2 separate regions of the Mus musculus genome follow, and region 2 is linked to region 1. A link is a loop called in an ENCODE intact Hi-C map of the cell type or tissue named here. Cell type or tissue: heart. All regions are shown on one strand.

Region 1 (8,000 bases):
CCAGGACCTTTATTGCAGTATACGTTGGCCCTCTGTGCTTGCAAATCCTCTTGTGCAGCCAAAACACAAGGAGGTGCGCTGTGAAAATCTAGAATCAGGAAAGAGGTCTAATACCTTCATGGAAGGGCCCTTCGTCACAGCACTACAGAGGGTGTGGAGGAAGAGGCCAGTCTAGATTTCCCTTTCTCAAGAAATCAGAGGTTGAGAATGTAGCTCACAGTCAGAATATTTACCCAGCATGCACTGGCAGATACCCCCTGGGCTCTATCTCCAGTATTATAAAATATTTATTTTAAAACTTAAAAAAAAAAATACAGGGTCTTACTATGTGGCTCTGACTGCCCTGGAACAAACTCAGTGTGTATATCAGACCTCAAAATCACAGAGGTCTTCCTGCCTCTGCCTCCAGAGTGCTGGGATTAAAAGCATGCACCACTACATCCAGCTAACAAGCCAGGGAGATGACTTAGTGTGGGAGGTGGGGCCTTGCACCCAGAAATGCAGCACATCCATTGACTTAGCCATAATCTCCACCTGAAGTCACCTGGACCTCAGAAGGAGCTACTGTGCTTTCAAGGCTACCAGCAAGGATAGGCTGCAGCTCAGCTGCAAAGCACTAGACTCGTATTCATAAGACTATAGGTACAATCTACAGTACTTCCAAAAAGAAAGGAAAGAAGAATACAGAGAGGTGGTGATGCATACATTTAATCCCAGCACTCAGTAGGCAGAGGGAGGTGGATCTCTGAGTTCGAGGCCAGCCTGGTCTACAGGTCTAGTTCTAGGACAGCCAAGGATATACAGACAAATCCTGTCTCAGAGAGAGAGAGAGAGAGAGAGAGAGAGAGAGAGAGAGAGAGAGAGAGAGAAGAAAAAGAAGGTGGAGGGGAAGAAGGTGAGGGAAGGAAGAAAAGAAAGAAGGAATGGGAGAGAGGAATGAAGGAAGGGAAGGAAGAAGACAAATTTTGAGTGAGGTCATCTCCCACTCAGAGCTCTCATGACACCTTGTTTTGGGAGCCAGGATCCAACAGTCAAGAAGCTTGGGGTCTGAATGAATGAAAAAGTCCCAGAAGAAAGGCAACATGGTGTGTGGCGGGGAACAGACAGCTTGACAGTCCAAAATGTCTTCTCCTCGCCTTTTCAATAAGCCACAGTTTACTTGTGGTTCCTAGGCAAATGGTTGGACCTGGAGGGCATCATCCTGAGTGAGGTAACACAATCACAAAAGGACTCAAATAATATGTACTCACTGATAACTGGATATTAGCCCAGAAACTTAATATAGTGAGATATAAGGTACAATTTGCAAAACACATGAAACTGAAGAAGAACGAAGACCAAAGTGTGGACACTTTGCCCCTTCTTAGAATTGGAAACAATCACCCATGGAAGGAGTTACAGAGACAAAGTTTGGAACTGAGACAAAAGGATGGACCATCAAGAGACTGCCATATCCAGGGATCCATCCCATAATTAGCCTTCAAATGATGACACCATTGCATACACTAGCAAGCGTTTGGTGCAAGGACCGTGATATAGCCGTCTCTTGTGAGACTAGGCCGGGGCCTAACAAACACAGAAGTGGATGTTCACAGTCAACTATTGGATGGATCACAGGGCCCCCAATGGAGGAGCTAGAGAAAGTATCCAAAGAGCTAAAGAGATCTGCAACCCTGTAGGTGCAACATTATGAACTAACCAGTACCCTGGAGCTCTTGACTCTAGCTGCATATGTATCAAAAGATGCCCTAGTCAGCCATCACTGCAAAGAGAGGCCCACTGGACAGGCAAACTTTATATGCCCCAGTACAGGGGAACGCCAGGGCCAAAAAATGGGAATGGGTGGGTAGGGGAGTGGGGGCAGTAGGATATGGGAGGCTTTTGGGATAGCATTAGAAATGTAATTGAGGAAAATGCGTAATAAAAAAAAATAAGGGAAAAAAAAAAAGACGGCCTGAAACACACACTCATTTCCCAGCCTCCCTTTTGGACCAGTTTTATCATATGCCTAACCTCTGGCCAATAGGCTGGGAGAGAAGGGAATGTGTACCTGTAACTGAGGTTTTATGAGCCCAGACCCTGTGCTAGGGCATGAATTTCCATTCGGTCATCTACTTCCCAAGTGTGTGTTCTTGTGTTTGTTACTTAACCCCTCTGTGCCTTCTGTTCCTCTAAACCAGGAGTAACAACAGCAGCTCTTTGGTATTATCATATGCAAATGACCTGCACTTAGGAGCAGGGGCTGGCACACAATGGTGATAAGCTTACAGTCACTTTTATTACTGTAACTATTACAACCCTAAAGGGAAGCAGAGCGGCCTCTTCTCTTTCCTCTTCTTTACTGTGTGCTACCAAGGTAGTAGTGATGGCTGGGGTTTTAACAGACATCTTGGTACACAGGTGGCCTTGGGAACTATGGCCATGCATGGACTGGACTAATGAAGAACCTCTTAGGGACATGCAATGGAGAAGTATTTACTCAGACTACTAAACCATAAGAAGCCAAGATAACTAGATTGCACTGGCTGTCACAATCCTGGCTTGGAGTAATGACTGCTCAGAAGAAAAAGAAAGGGGGGGGGGGGGGCGGAAGGAAGGAAGGAAGGAAGGAAGGAAGGAAGGAAGGAAGGAAGGAAGCTAAACACCTTTAATCCCAGCATTCAAGATGCAGAGGCAGGCAGATCTTTTTAAATTTCAGGCCAGCCTAGTCTACATAGTTCCAGGCTAGGAGGGGCTACATAGTGAGAAGGGGGGCAGTTGCCTTATCCTGTGCAGTTTTTGTATTTGGTATGTGTGCATGCATTTGAGCATATACATGTATGTGAATATGCTCACCCATGTGCATGAGTGTACGAGGTCCTGCTCTATAATCCTCTACTTTCTTCTCTTGAGACAGGGTCACTCAGTAATCCACCCGTCCCTGCACATCCCAGTGCTGGCCACACCCAGTTGTTTATTTGAATTTGGAAATCTGAACTGAGGTCCTTAGGTTTACAGGAGAGGTTCTGTTACCCACCGGGCCATCACCCCAGCCACCTCCTCTTTCCCAGCGAGGCTCTTACGTAGCCCGGAATAGTTTCAAATTCAATGTAGCTGAGGGTGACTTTGAACCCCTGATTCTTTTGCTCCTATTTCTCAAGTGCTGCTATTACAGACCAGTGCTACCACGCCGGTTTTATGCAGTGCTGGCAATCCAACTCAGGACTTCGTGGATGCTAGGCAAGCAGGCTACCAACTGAGCCATATCCCCAGCCCCTGTGGAGAAGCTTCTGAAATGCCAGGAGACTTGAGCAGGCTGTGGGAAGCCACTAAAGGTTTGTGAGCAGCGCCTTGGCAGGCTCCCAGCAAGCCCTGGAAGTTTGGCTGACGCTGTGAGTTAATATAACAGAGAAGGGGAAATCGGACACAGAGCAGCAATCAGAGGCCATCAGAAGGAGACAAAAGGACTTTCTGAAGTGGGGGGAGTCCCCAGATCTCAGTGACTCTTCTGTCATAAGCATGTTTGCAAATCACAGCTCATAATTTACAAGCCGCATCCTATGTCTGTCTGGTACTGCTCCAGTTTCCTCCAGCATCCCAAGAAGACAGAGGGCTTTCCCAGTCAAGGTTACGGGTGCTGCAGCTTGACACGGACCAGCAACCCGATACCTGTGGCTGCATGTGGCTCAGAAGCCTGTGCCAGGGCTGGCAAAATTGGCACATGAACCTATCATGGTTGTAGGTGAGGACACTCACAGACCAAGACCATGTAGGGAGAGAGAACTCCAGCTACTGGCTGCTGGCTTTATTCCCTCCATATGACCTCTACTTTCACACTCACAGGCTGTGAGGAATGACAGAGTTCAAACCATGGAGAGTTGCAGAGGTGAGAAGACAATTGCCACACTCCACAGTTGTACTCTGAGAGACCACTGGCTCAAAGAAGCCAAGCACAAAAGCTGAGACTACTTGGCAAATTCACTCAACCAGATTTGTTTAGCTGGTGGTGGTGGTGGTGGTGGTAGTGGTGGTGGTAGTGATGGTGGTGATGGTGGTGGTGGTGGTGGTGGTGGTGGTGGTGGTGGTGGTAGTGATGGTGGTGATGGTGGTGGTGGTGGTGGTGGTGGTGGTGGTGGTGGTGGTGGTGGTGGTAGTGATGGTGGTGATGGTGGTGGTGGTGGTGGTAGTGGTGGTAGTGGTGGTGGTGGTGGTGGTGGTAGTGATGGTGGTGGTGGTGGTAGTGATGGTGGTGATGGTGGTGGTGGTGGTGGTAGTGGTGGTAGTGGTGGTGGTGGTGGTGGTGGTGGTGGTGGTGGTAGTGATGGTGGTGATGGTGATGGTGGTGGTGCGGTGGTGGTGGTGGTGGTGGTGGTGGTGGTGGTGGTGGTGGTGGTGATGGTGGTGGTGGTGATGGTGGTGGTGGTGTGGTGGTGGTGGTGGTGGTGATGGTGGTGGTGGTGATGGTGGTGGTGGTGGTGGTGGTGGTGGTGGTGATGGTGGTGGTGGTGATGGTGGTGGTGGTGTGGTGGTGGTGGTGGTGGTGGTGGTAGTGATGGTGGTAGTGATGGTGGTAGTGATGGTGGTGATGGTGGTGGTTGGATTGGGACTAGTTTGGTCTGGAATGGTCTGGTTTTTTGAGGTAGTCTTAAATAGCTCAGGCTGGCTTCCAACATGCTATATAGCTGAGGCGGCCTTTGAACTTATCTCCAGCCTCTCTGTTCCTTATACTGGAATTTCCAGCACACGGTCCCTGCTTCGTTTTTGCCTTTTTAGAGCTGGCCATCAAACAATACAGTGCTATGCCCCTGAGGTCCTAGTTCAGGAGACTGAGGCAGGAAGGGCATCTGATCCCAGAAGTTCAAAGCCAGTCTGAGCTACATGGTGAGACCCTGGCTTTAAAAAAGTATTCAGGCTGTCTATAATGGAGGTTGGGAAAGTATTCACCTCAATGAGAGGGACTCCTAAGGGCACTATGGGTTCTTCTGAAATATGGGGAAATTCTCTTTTCTTATATGGACAGTAGCCACAGAACTGTAAATATAATAAACTCTCAAGCTGCTCACTAAAGGCCCTAAACACTCTTTACTGTGTCTGCTGTACTGACATCTTCTTCTTTTTTTTTTTTTTTTTTTTTTTTGGTTTTTCGAGACAGTGTTTCTCTGTGTAGCCCTGGCCGTCCTGGAACTCACTTTGTAGACCAGGCTGGCCTCGAACTCAGAAATCTGCCTGCCTCTGCCTCCTGGGTGCTGGGATTAAAGGCATGCGCCACCACACCCAGCTTGCTGTACTATATCTTAAGGAAGAAGAAAATGATGGGGCTGAGAATAAGTGTCAGCTACTGGAGTGCTTACCTAGCATACAGGAGGCCCTGGTGTAGCACTTGGAAGGTAGAGACAAGAGGATCAGAGGTTCAGAGCCAATCTTGGCTATATAGCAAATTCAAGGCTACCCTGGGCTACATAAGACCTTACGGTAGGGTTTGATTGCTGTGAAGAGACACCATGACCATGGCAACTCTTACAAAGGGCAACATTTGATTTGGGGCTGGCTTACAGTTTCAGAGGTTCAGTCCATGATTGTCATGACAGGAAGCATGGTAGCTTGCAGACAGATGTGGTGCTGGAGGAGCCAAGAGTTCTTTTTCTTGACCCACAGGCAACAAGGAGAGACTGAGTGCCATGCTGGGTATAGCTTGAGCATATATGACTCAAAGCCTACCCCCATAGTGACACACTTTGTCCAACTAAGCCACACCTACTCCAACAAGGCCTCATCTCCTAATAGTGTCACTCCCTACGGGCCTAGCTTTCAAACCCAAGTCTATGGGGGCCGAACCTATTCAAATTACCACAGACCTTATCTCAAAAGGGAGGGGTGCTCAAATATAGCAAGGAGAGGGACCCCTCTGAGGAAAAGAGAGCAGTGCGCTCCAGAATGAGCCTTACTCCTCTTCCTCGGGTTATCAGACCCTTGCTGAGCTACATCAGGCCTCTGTCCTACAGGCCCTCTGACAGTTCAGCTCTCCTCTGCTGAAATGCACTTAGGAGAAAACAGTGTCTGTTGCCCAGAAGCCTCTGGGGAAGTAACAAGTAATAAGGCAACACGGTGTAACTGCTCCAAGAGCTCTGCCAAGCAAGCCTTCCTACACTCAAGCCACTGGAGAGGCCCCACGACAGCAGCCCTGGAGCCGGAGTTTAGCATTGGAGGCAGAAGCCATGAAGGAGTGTATGTCGTTACTTGTGTTACCTGCTAAGGCATTGACACCAGCAGTGTTCAAACACAAGCAAGAATAATGGGACATAGAGGGCAGTAACAGAGGCAAAGGGAGAAGCAGTCTAGGAGAGATGACTCATGCCAGGACCCCAGAAGTATGGAGAGAAGACAGGAGGATTGGGAGGTCAGCCTAGGCTGCTTAGCTGGTTCAAGGTCAGTTTGCCCAGGCATTATGCAGCCTGGGCTATATGAGACCCCATCTCAAAGACAGATGAGGAGGAAAAAGATGGGAGAAGGGTGAGGATGAGAAGACCAACTCTGTAGCCCACTACTTTTATGGGTCCCAAGACATTTCTGGTACCTGGGCCAAAGCTCCAGCCTCAGATAATTCCTGGGTCCTCAGAGCCCTGCCATTCCTGCCTTGCTTATCTGGACCCCATCACCCAGTCCTCTCACTTGTCCAACACAGAGAATAATTAACTCAGAATTGCTAAAGTTAGCAGGACCAGATGCTGCAAGCCCGTCATTCAGCTACACAAGGGTCAAGACAGGACAACCCTGACTCTAATTCCAGCTGCCAGGGCAACTCAATGCAACCTGGTCTCCGAATGAAAAAAGTTGCATGAGGATAGGGGATGGAGGCATTGACGGCAGGATGTTTGTCTAGTATAAACAAGGCCCTGAATTACATCCCTAGTGGCATTTAAGGAAGAAGAAAAAAACCCTGAATCTGGCAACTGCAGCCTTCTCTCATTATGACAGATCTCTCCAGAATGATTGACTTGAAAGAATAAAAAGTCTTCCCTCCCAAAGCGGTGGAATTACCCGTAAGTGAGAGGAAGGAGACAGAGGGGAGAAAGGCCATTTGGAGGGCTTTTACTGGACAGGTTCGCATTGGAGACAATTGCTTTCATTCTTTGGGGCACCTCAGACTAGACTGCTGCCACTAATGTACCTACAGCTAAGAGGGTACAGCTAAGGAGGGTGTCCACTCACCTCCAGCCTCCGTAGAACGGGGCACCTCCTCCTACATCAATTCCCTACCATGTTAAGACAACTCTTCCTGAGCCTGTCTGCCACTCACCACTCTCAGGCCAAGCTTGGTCCTAAAGCAAGAGTACCTGACGTCTACAGATACGAAAGCCTGCAAGGAAGTAATCTGTCATGGCCTCAAACAGGGCCTACTCTATTTAATGACAAAAACAAAAAACAAAAAAAACAAAACTACTTCACTATATCATTCTGGAACTTAGCCTTGAACTCACAGATAGCCACCTACCTCTGCCTCCTGAGAGCTGGGATTAAACACATGTGCTATCACATGATCAACATTTTGTCAGCATGAAAAGTAGCTACAGGAGAGAGAGAGAGAGAGAGAGAGAGAGAGAGAGAGAGAGAGAGAGAGAGAGAGAGAGATCGAGCCTGAGTTTGGTTCCTAGCACCCATGTCAAACAGTTCACAACTGACTATACCTCAGCTCCAGGGTACCCAAGGCCCTTTTCTTGCCACTAAGGATACCTGCCATCATATGCATTTACCCTTGAGTGTACACCCACACTCAATTTAAAATAAATCTTTCAAAATAGAGTTGGTATAGAATGCTAAAAGCACTTCCAAAGTTCATCCACCCACCCTACCCCACCCCACCCCACCTCACCCCTCACTGGGCTTGCTGTAAGCAACACGGACACCAATCAAATTAGAGGAGGGAAAGGAAGGAAAGAAGGAAGGAAGGGAAGGAGGGAGGGAGGGAGGGAGAGAGGGAGGGAGGGAGAGAAAGAGAGAAAGAAAGAGAGAAAGAGAGAAAG
Region 2 (8,000 bases), 200 kb after region 1:
TAATAAGAGAAAAAAATCTGCCGGCTTTCTGGGCACTGGGTTTCCGTGCGGCTGCAGCGGGAGGCGCGCTGTCCTTGACGCGGCCTCTCTCGCCTGGTCTGCCTGCCCCTCCCCCTCCCTTGCCCCCTCCCCTTCCTGGGAACCGGGAAGAGAAAGGTCTGCAGCTGACAAATATTATCCATTCTCCCCATCGATCGCGGAGTGTACAGATGTGAGCGCTTGATGTGCCCGCGGAGCGGCGGATCCTCCCTGCTCTCTCGCCGCCCCCCTCCTCCCCCTTTGTTCTCCTCCCCTTTCCCTCTCTTTAAATAGATTTCAGGGCGCTGCCTGTTGGAGAGCAGCTGGCGATCTCTCCAGAGAGAGAGAGAGAGAGAGAGAGAGAGAGAGAGAGAGAGAGAGAGAGAGAGAGAGAGAGAGAGAGAGAGAGAGAGAGAGAGAGAGAGAGAGAGAGAGAGAGAGAGAGAGAGAGAGAGAGAGAGAGAAGCCCGAGGTGCCCTGTCACCAGCCTCCCCCTCCCCCACCTGCCCTTCCTGCTGTGAGCCCACCTCCCCTTTTTCCAGTTTCCAAAACAGAAAACACCAGGAACACCCACGTCCACTGCATCGCGAACCTTAAAGCCTTTGGACGCTTTGCGCTGTCCCCGCGCTGTTCCTTGTTTCTGTGAGGAAAAAGAGGAAAGCGCAGGGAGGTTACATAGCGCCATGGCAGAAGATCCAAGGGTCGAGATCTTTCCTCGGCAGCAGCAGGGACAGTGACCGGGTCACGCTAAGAGAGTACAGTTTACCCATTAGGGGTAGTAGGACAAGGCAGCCTCTTTATTCCTCTTCTGCAAATGGCAGATTAAGCCGGCAGCGCTCGGCTTCAAAGGACCCCGGCGGCGTTCTGCAAAGGGTTAACCCTTCGGCCCATAATCGCAGACACGCACTCACACTCACAGGCGCTCACGGTGCGCCCTCCCCGCTCTCCAGAGAGCTGGCCACGGCCCGCAGTGCACCCGGAGCTGGGGGAGTAGCTGGGGAGGGGGGAGGGGAGGGCTTAACCAGGCCGCTCAACTGAGCCGGGGCCACCTCGCCGTCTGTCACTTAAATGATTGTCCTCCGCTCCGCTCAGTGCGGTCAGTACGGGCTGTTAACAGGCAGTTGCAATCAGTTTCCGAAAGGTCAGCCAAGGTCCTCCGGCTCTCGCAGACGGAAGGCATTACGGAACCGCTTTTGTATTTGCAGGCACTTTAGAAAACGAAGCAAGGAGGGGGCTTCACCCCAGCGCCTCCGCGGCTGGGAGCCCTGAGAGGGTCGTGAGCGGCAGGGAGAGGGAGACTGCACCCCGCGGACTGGGCTGGGCACCGAGGAAATCACCGGCCAAGTGACCTAGGCCCTTCGTGTTCCGATGGGGAAGCGGAAGGTGGGCAGGCTGTAAGGGAAAGAGAAATGAGAGGAAGTAGGAGAGACCTCTTAGTTCCCCTCCTCTCTGGGCCTGCGGCCCACACCCGGTCCCGGACCGAGGTGGGTGGCCTCGAGGACGGGGAGACCCCCACTCTCTCTCCTAGACTCTCCCGACATGCGTAAGTGGTGAGGAGGGTGGTAGGGGGAAAGACCTTGTAAAGCGAGCGAATCACCGCACGGTGTCTGAAGACGCTGCTGCTGCCGCCGCTAGAAGTCGTCCATCAGCAACCAGTCCAACCTGCCAGTGATAATGTGCGATCAACACCAAATCACCCCCGCCAGGCGCGATCCATCATCGCGGCGCGCTGCAGGCCCGTGTGAGCCTGACTCGCCACTAGAGGTGGGGAAGGGGCCGCAGAGCAGGAGGTGGTCACCAAGCAGACCCGAACTCTGCACACCTGGCTGCCCCTCCTGAAGACATGCATCTTAAGTGTTCATAACTCCCCAAGTTCCCCAGTTGAAGGGTGCAAACACCGTGACTCCTGAGTTCTGGGCACGGTCACTTAGGAGCTCGCGTGTCCTCCACGCCCAGTTACCCTGGTCACACCCAGCAAAGCCATCCTTTTCTTGGCTTTGCCCTGTGTGTCCCTTCCCCCCTCCTTCGAGAAAGCGTGGCTGGCGGGAAATTAATATTTAATATCGTGAAATTGATTAAAGGGCTGGAAGCCGGCGATGGGGTGGGGGAAGGGTAGGGTCTCAGAGCATAATTAAAGATCTGGGAATGGTGGCCACTTCTGGTCGGCCCGGGCCCCACACAAGGCCTTTGTGAGGCCCAGACGGGGTCGGTGAGGCTAAGGCAGCACTAACCCTGGGTTCTGGCACTTGCTTGGGGGGCAGGGGGGGCGCTATCTGCAACGTCTGGAGTAACCTAAACTCACCTAGGGGTTACACAGAGAACTGAGTCTCCCTTGCCTGCCTGCATCGTGGACCCTTCTAGGCCCTAGGGCCAAAGGTTCAAACATTTCGGGTCTTAGAACTTTGCCTCTTCACGGTCCAAGAGATCCTTAATCTCCTCTAGGCCGGGTTTAGGAGGGACCCCCAAGGAATGAGTCTTCTGGGACTCTCAAACAGCACTTGTGAAAGAACTCAGACCCTGCAACTAGGGACCCCCAAGGCCTGGCTTGCCCAAGGCTCCCGCCGGTTCTCTCAGGTCCAGGCCCCCACCCCAGACCACTCAAACTTAGGGCAGCTTAACTCGTTCAGCTGCACTGCAGATGGGGCCTGCTGCTCCAGGCTGCGGTCTCCTGGGAGTCGTCACTGAAACCAGCAAGGCAGGCAGCCTGTCTAGATGTTTAAAGTTACAGTGCTTCCAGGGAGAGGCTGAGCTGGACAGGGACTAGGAGTGGCAGTGCAGGTGAGGTGCTCCAGGCACCCGGAGAGACTTTAGGTAGGTGTCAGGGCAGTGAAAAAGGCTTGGCTCGGTGAAAACTTTAGGAATAGGATGGTTGAGCCTGCCCAGGTGGGGTACAGCTTTAATCCCAGCCCTCTGGAGGCAGAGGCAGACGGATCTCTGAGTATGAGGCCCGTCTGGTCTACAGAGCAATTTCCAGGGCAGCCAGGACTACATAGACCCTGTGTCCAAAAACATTTTTTTTTCATAGTTGGTTTCAATGGTGGGATGAACCCGGCTCAGAGCTTGCATTCATGGGCTGTTTTGAACTTCTGTTTTGGTATACGATTTGTTTATTTATTTTGATTTGATTTATTTGGATTTTTTTTCTTTTTGGGTGAACCAGTACGTTTGAAAAGCATCAGGTGCACAGAGGAGAGAAAGCACAGTTGGATCCTAATGAAGCAGGAGACCCCGAGGGCAGGCCTGATTCCAGGCCCACAGTGGGAAGGAAGGTCAGGACCACAGAGAATTAGGCTTAGCCTAGGGTTTACCGCTGCACTTGAACAAAGTGCTGAAGGGGGCTGCCTAGACCCGGGCGAGAGGCGAGAGGCACGCGGGGGGGGGGTGGAGAGAGAGAGAGAGAGAGAGAGAGAGAGAGAGAGAGAGAGAGAGAATTAAAAGGGGGAGGTGCAGAAGAAGGAACGAGTAGTTGGCGTGGTGGCTGAGGAGGTGGATGGAGGAAGTGTTTTCCTGCAGAATAACAAGCCAGTGCAAATGTTATGCAGAACGACTTCACTTCATCAAAACAAAACCCAAAACTTCACATTCAGCCCCTTTTTCCAGAGCTGATATTGCAACGTGGGAACTTTAGACAGAACCTTGAGGTGGTAGGAGGTGTCAGCCAACAGCTTACAGACGGTAATAAGGAAGCTTTTCTGGGTACTTATCCACACTCCCCCCAATTGAGACACTACCTGCACCAGCCTTTCCCTGGTGTGTGTGTGTGTGTGTGTGTGTGTGTGTGTGTGTGCGTGCGCGCGCGCGCGCACGAGGGGGTGGCTGGGAGGGGGTCCTGACCTCTCAACCTGAGCCCAACCTGAGATCGCTCAGAATGCGCTGCATTCATCAATGCCATTTCTAGTAAACTGGACCTAAGGTTTCTAGGAGCCTACTCCTACTCCGATGTCAGAGCAAATGTGTATGGGGGGTGGGGATGGGACGACACCCTCTTATTCTGTAGCTTTGACTAGATAATACTATGGATTCTCCAAGACATTCCTGGTGACTTCAGCGGCTCTGGGTTCTGAGTCTTATTAAGGGGGTTTTCCTTAGTGGCTACGAATAATTGTGGAATCGTGCTCCAAGGTTGGAGGAAATGCCTGGGGTGTGAGGCCTGCACCCAGTAGTCCCCGTTGGTCTTCTGTCCACAGTGTGCGACCTGGAAGCCAGCGTCACACTCCTTATCCCTGGAGTCCGGGCCCTACCTCCTGGTAACAGGAGTCCCCTGGCGACTGGGGGTGTGAGAAAGTGATGGTCTGCTGTGACGTTGATTGAGCACTGGGGCCGTCTGAAGAAGTGGAGGAACTGAGCCCTGGGTTGCTCCCGCCTGAGGAGGTGCGGCTTCCCGCCGGGGGACAGTGCTAGCGGCGGCGTCGGCCTGGGGGACTGCAGCCACCTCTCGCGGGCGCCAGTGGCCCGCGTGGCTGCGCGCCCGCCGCCATCTTGACCGGGAGGCGCAGGCCCCGCTGCCCCCGGCGGTGGCTCCATAGAGCCACAGGCTTTGGTGGAAGGGACCCGGCGACTGTCCCCAGCTCCCGAAGCGTGCCGCCTGCGCTCCCTCTGGAACCCCGTCCTCACTGCGGGCCAGGTGGACCCTCTCCCCACAGGCGACAGAAGAGCTGCGACCCTCAGGGAAGCCGCAGCTGGCGAGCTTCCCTCCCCGAGTCGTCAGTGCGGGTTTTAATTCCACCTCTTGTTCTCCGCTGCGGAGACAGCCAGCACGGCCAGCACAGAGCGTTTGGTCCCCGTGGCCCGGAACTTGGGCCTCTGTCCTCAAATGCAGTCGGCTGGGGGTGGGGGTGGGGGTGCGGCCTGCAGCACAGTCCCTAGCATTCAAGGGCGTCCCAGGCCTTGCTCTTTCAGGACGAGCGAGGATTTCAAAGTTACCACGGTTTCAAGTCAAGTCCAGGGCCTTGGGCTGGAGAAGGATGGAACTTTATGCGTCCGATTTTTAAAGAGGTAAACTGCATTGAAGGAAACTTGCTCAGGACTTAGGGCAACACAGAAGTGCAAAGGTGATTTTTTTTTTTAAGACACCTTGAGTCTTCTAACAATTTACAACCTTGGTAGAAAGGCAGAATTGCAAATGTCTAGACATGAATAAAAGGATTGAGAAATCGACGGAAATAAAAAAGAATGTGAGATCGACGGAAATCAAACGCCTGGGGGAAGGATCCATTAAATAATTTTTAAAATTATTTTTAAAATCGCCCTTATTTTCTAGAAGTGGAGATCAGTGCTGTGAAAGAAGGATAAGAATTTATTAACAGTAATCAGGGTGTGGTGGCAATCAGCACTCCCGGGAGGCAGAGGCAGGCAGATAGATCTCTGTGAGTTCGAGGATAGCCTCATCTATGGAGTGAGTTCCAGGACAACCAGCGCTATACAGAGAAACCCTGTCTAAAAAATACACACACACACACACACACACACACACACTAAACTTTCCTAACAAAGAATAGTTCCCAAGTTTCGGGGAATAACAGGGAATTACTCCAGAAAGGCTGCTGTTTAGGAAAAAGGGTGAAAGTTTATTTAAACTATGGGAAACATGAAGAATGAGAAACTCTGGATTCATTGCAAAGCTCCTGACATTAAGTGGGTGGTAAAGAAGCAATTTTCAACCAAAATATTCCATTCGAAATCAGTATACTCTGGCCCCATTTCATTAAAAGTAAAGGTTTTAAGGAGATACAATGGGCTGGAGAGATGGCTCAGTGGTTAAGAGCACCAACTGTTCTTCCAGAGGTCCTGAGTTCAAATCCCACCAACCACATGGTGGCTCACAACCATCTGTAATGGGATCTGATGGCCCCTCCTGGTGTGTCTGAAGACAGCAACAGTGTACTCATATACATGAAATAAAAAGAGAAGGAAATGCAACTAGCATGGAGCATGGTGGTACATGGAGGCTGAAGCTGATGGAGCTTGACAAGTTTGGGGTCAGTCTCATCTATATCCTGAGGGCTGGGACAGTGAGCAAGATTTGAATGTTAAGTCCACCACAGTGAAGTAGCCCAGCACTTAAGAGCACCTCTTGCAGGGGACTAGAGGTGGATTCTTAGCACTCATTTTTGCCCAGTTCAACTCCAATTCTAAGGGGTTCTGATACCCTCTTCTGGCCTCTACAGCCACCTGAATCCACATGCCTACACACACAGAGATGGGGGGGGGGGATAAAATAGATACTTTGCTAATGTATCTTCTATTGTTTCAAGAGCATGTATCTGGGTACCATGTGCATGCCTGGTGCCCTAGGAGGCCAGAATAAGGCACAGAATCTCCTAGAACTTAATCTATGGTTGTGAGCTGCCATGTGGCTGCTGAGACTCAAACTTGCGGCCCCTGGATTAGCAGCCAGTGCTCTTAACCATTAAGCTATCTCTCCAGCACCAAATCCCTAAATATACACATGAAGGGAAATAGGGCAAAGCACTTGGGAGGCAGAGGCAAGCAGATTCCTGTGAGTTTGAGGCCAGCCTGACCTACAGAGTGAGTTCCAGGACAGCAAGTGCTACACAGAGAAACCCTGTCTCAAAAAAAAAAAAAAAAAAAAGAAACAAAAAAAAGAAGAAATTTAATTACCAAAATTCTTTTGTTTGATCAATGAACAATCTCTATGTGATTATAAGATGGGATTATGATTATAAAGTATGAGAACAAATTTAATATCTTGAGATCTCACACCACAATGAGGACAGGGAAAAATATAGACACCTAAAATCTTCCTTTACCATCTTAAGACATCACTAGATGAAGCTGACATTGAGTTAGTCCTGGAGGTAATTTAGTCAGTAAAGCTCTTGCCCAGCATCTATGAAGCCCTGGGTCCAGTCCCCAGCATATCATAAAACAGCTCCTGGTGGCACATGCTTGTAATCCCAGCTGTGTTGAGGTAAGAGTCAGAATGGATCAGAAGTTTATAGTTCCCTTCGGCTGTATAGGACTTTGAGGATGAGTTACATAACCTTTTATTTAAAACAAACAAGCTGAGGTGGGAAAGGCCAGTACTTAGGTACTTAGAATAGTAAAAGTTTGAGAATTTCCAGTCACCATGATGGAACTGATGTCCATTCAACATACCACCACACTTAACTTGCTCGTAGTCCTTAGGCAGGGGTGTGGGGTCGGGGTGACCACAGTGTAGAAGGAGGCAGGCAAGCAGCCTGGGGGTGTGGCTCAGAGATACAAAGATTGCCTAACATGCCAGAAGCCCTGAGTCCCGTTCTCAGCACAGAGGGGGAAAGGGGAGGCCACAGGACATACACACAGAGGAAACCCATGAGGGGGAAGACCTCCCTGCTCCCGCTTTACGCATTTCTGGTTATAAGGGCAGAATAGGCACTTAAGTTTACATTTGTCTTCCTCTGGAGAGAAGCAGATTTATGTCTGAATACTTTTCCTTTCAAAGTTGTATTCATTTGTGTATGGTGCACTTTCTGGGGCCCCAAATCCAGGGCCTTGAACATGCTAGGCACTCTAGCACTCTCTGAGCTATTCCAGCTCTATAGTGTGGCCTTTGTTTTACATGAACTCTGTTCTACCACTCGGTAATGCTTAGACCAAGTACACAAAGGCCTGTCCTCGTCAGCATATCTTAGAGGCCACATGTTCAAAACCAAAGAAACTCTGTTTCTCTGTGTAGCCCTGGCTGTCCTGGAACTCACTCTGTAGACCAGGCTGGCCTCGAACTCAGAAATCTGCCTGCCTCTGCTTCTGCCTCCCAAGTGCTGGGATTAAAGGCATAAAGTTGTGTGCCATCACTGTGGGGCCCCACCTTACTTTCAAAACTACCCTTTCTCCTCTCTAACCCAGAGCAGAGTGGTTCCAGTAAGGTAAAAACACCAGAGCCTGTAGATGAGAGATGAAAAAAAGAAAAGAAAAGAAAAGAAAAGAAAAGAAAAGAAAAGAAAAGAAAAAAAGAGAGAAAAAAGAAAAAGAAAAGA

Evidence for each region. A loop is a pair of places that touch in the nucleus more often than their neighbours do. Peaks named below come from ENCODE experiments on the same cell type or tissue, not always from the same donor. Only the 100,000 strongest peaks of a DNase experiment are listed, where the experiment ranks them.
Region 2: a loop joins it to region 1, with 2.2 times the contacts of the local background. A loop is called at or near these places in 2 of 42 quality-filtered maps.

What each region holds. Positions count from the first base shown.
Region 1 is chrX:11,932,161-11,940,160 of GRCm38, forward strand. No RefSeq gene overlaps it. Among named protein-coding and RNA genes, the nearest start is that of Gm52427, 41 kb to the left of the region's middle. In heart, no CTCF peak of the experiment used is centred here; a DNase peak (open chromatin) is centred at 3,341; H3K27me3 peaks cover 1,245 bases.
Region 2 is chrX:12,135,791-12,143,790 of GRCm38, forward strand. It overlaps a transcript of Bcor not described here. Among named protein-coding and RNA genes, the nearest start is that of Gm46687, 47 kb to the left of the region's middle. In heart, a CTCF peak has its summit at 4,485; DNase peaks (open chromatin) are centred at 181, 1,091 and 4,591; H3K4me3 peaks cover 3,230 bases; H3K27ac peaks cover 3,552 bases; H3K27me3 peaks cover 5,081 bases.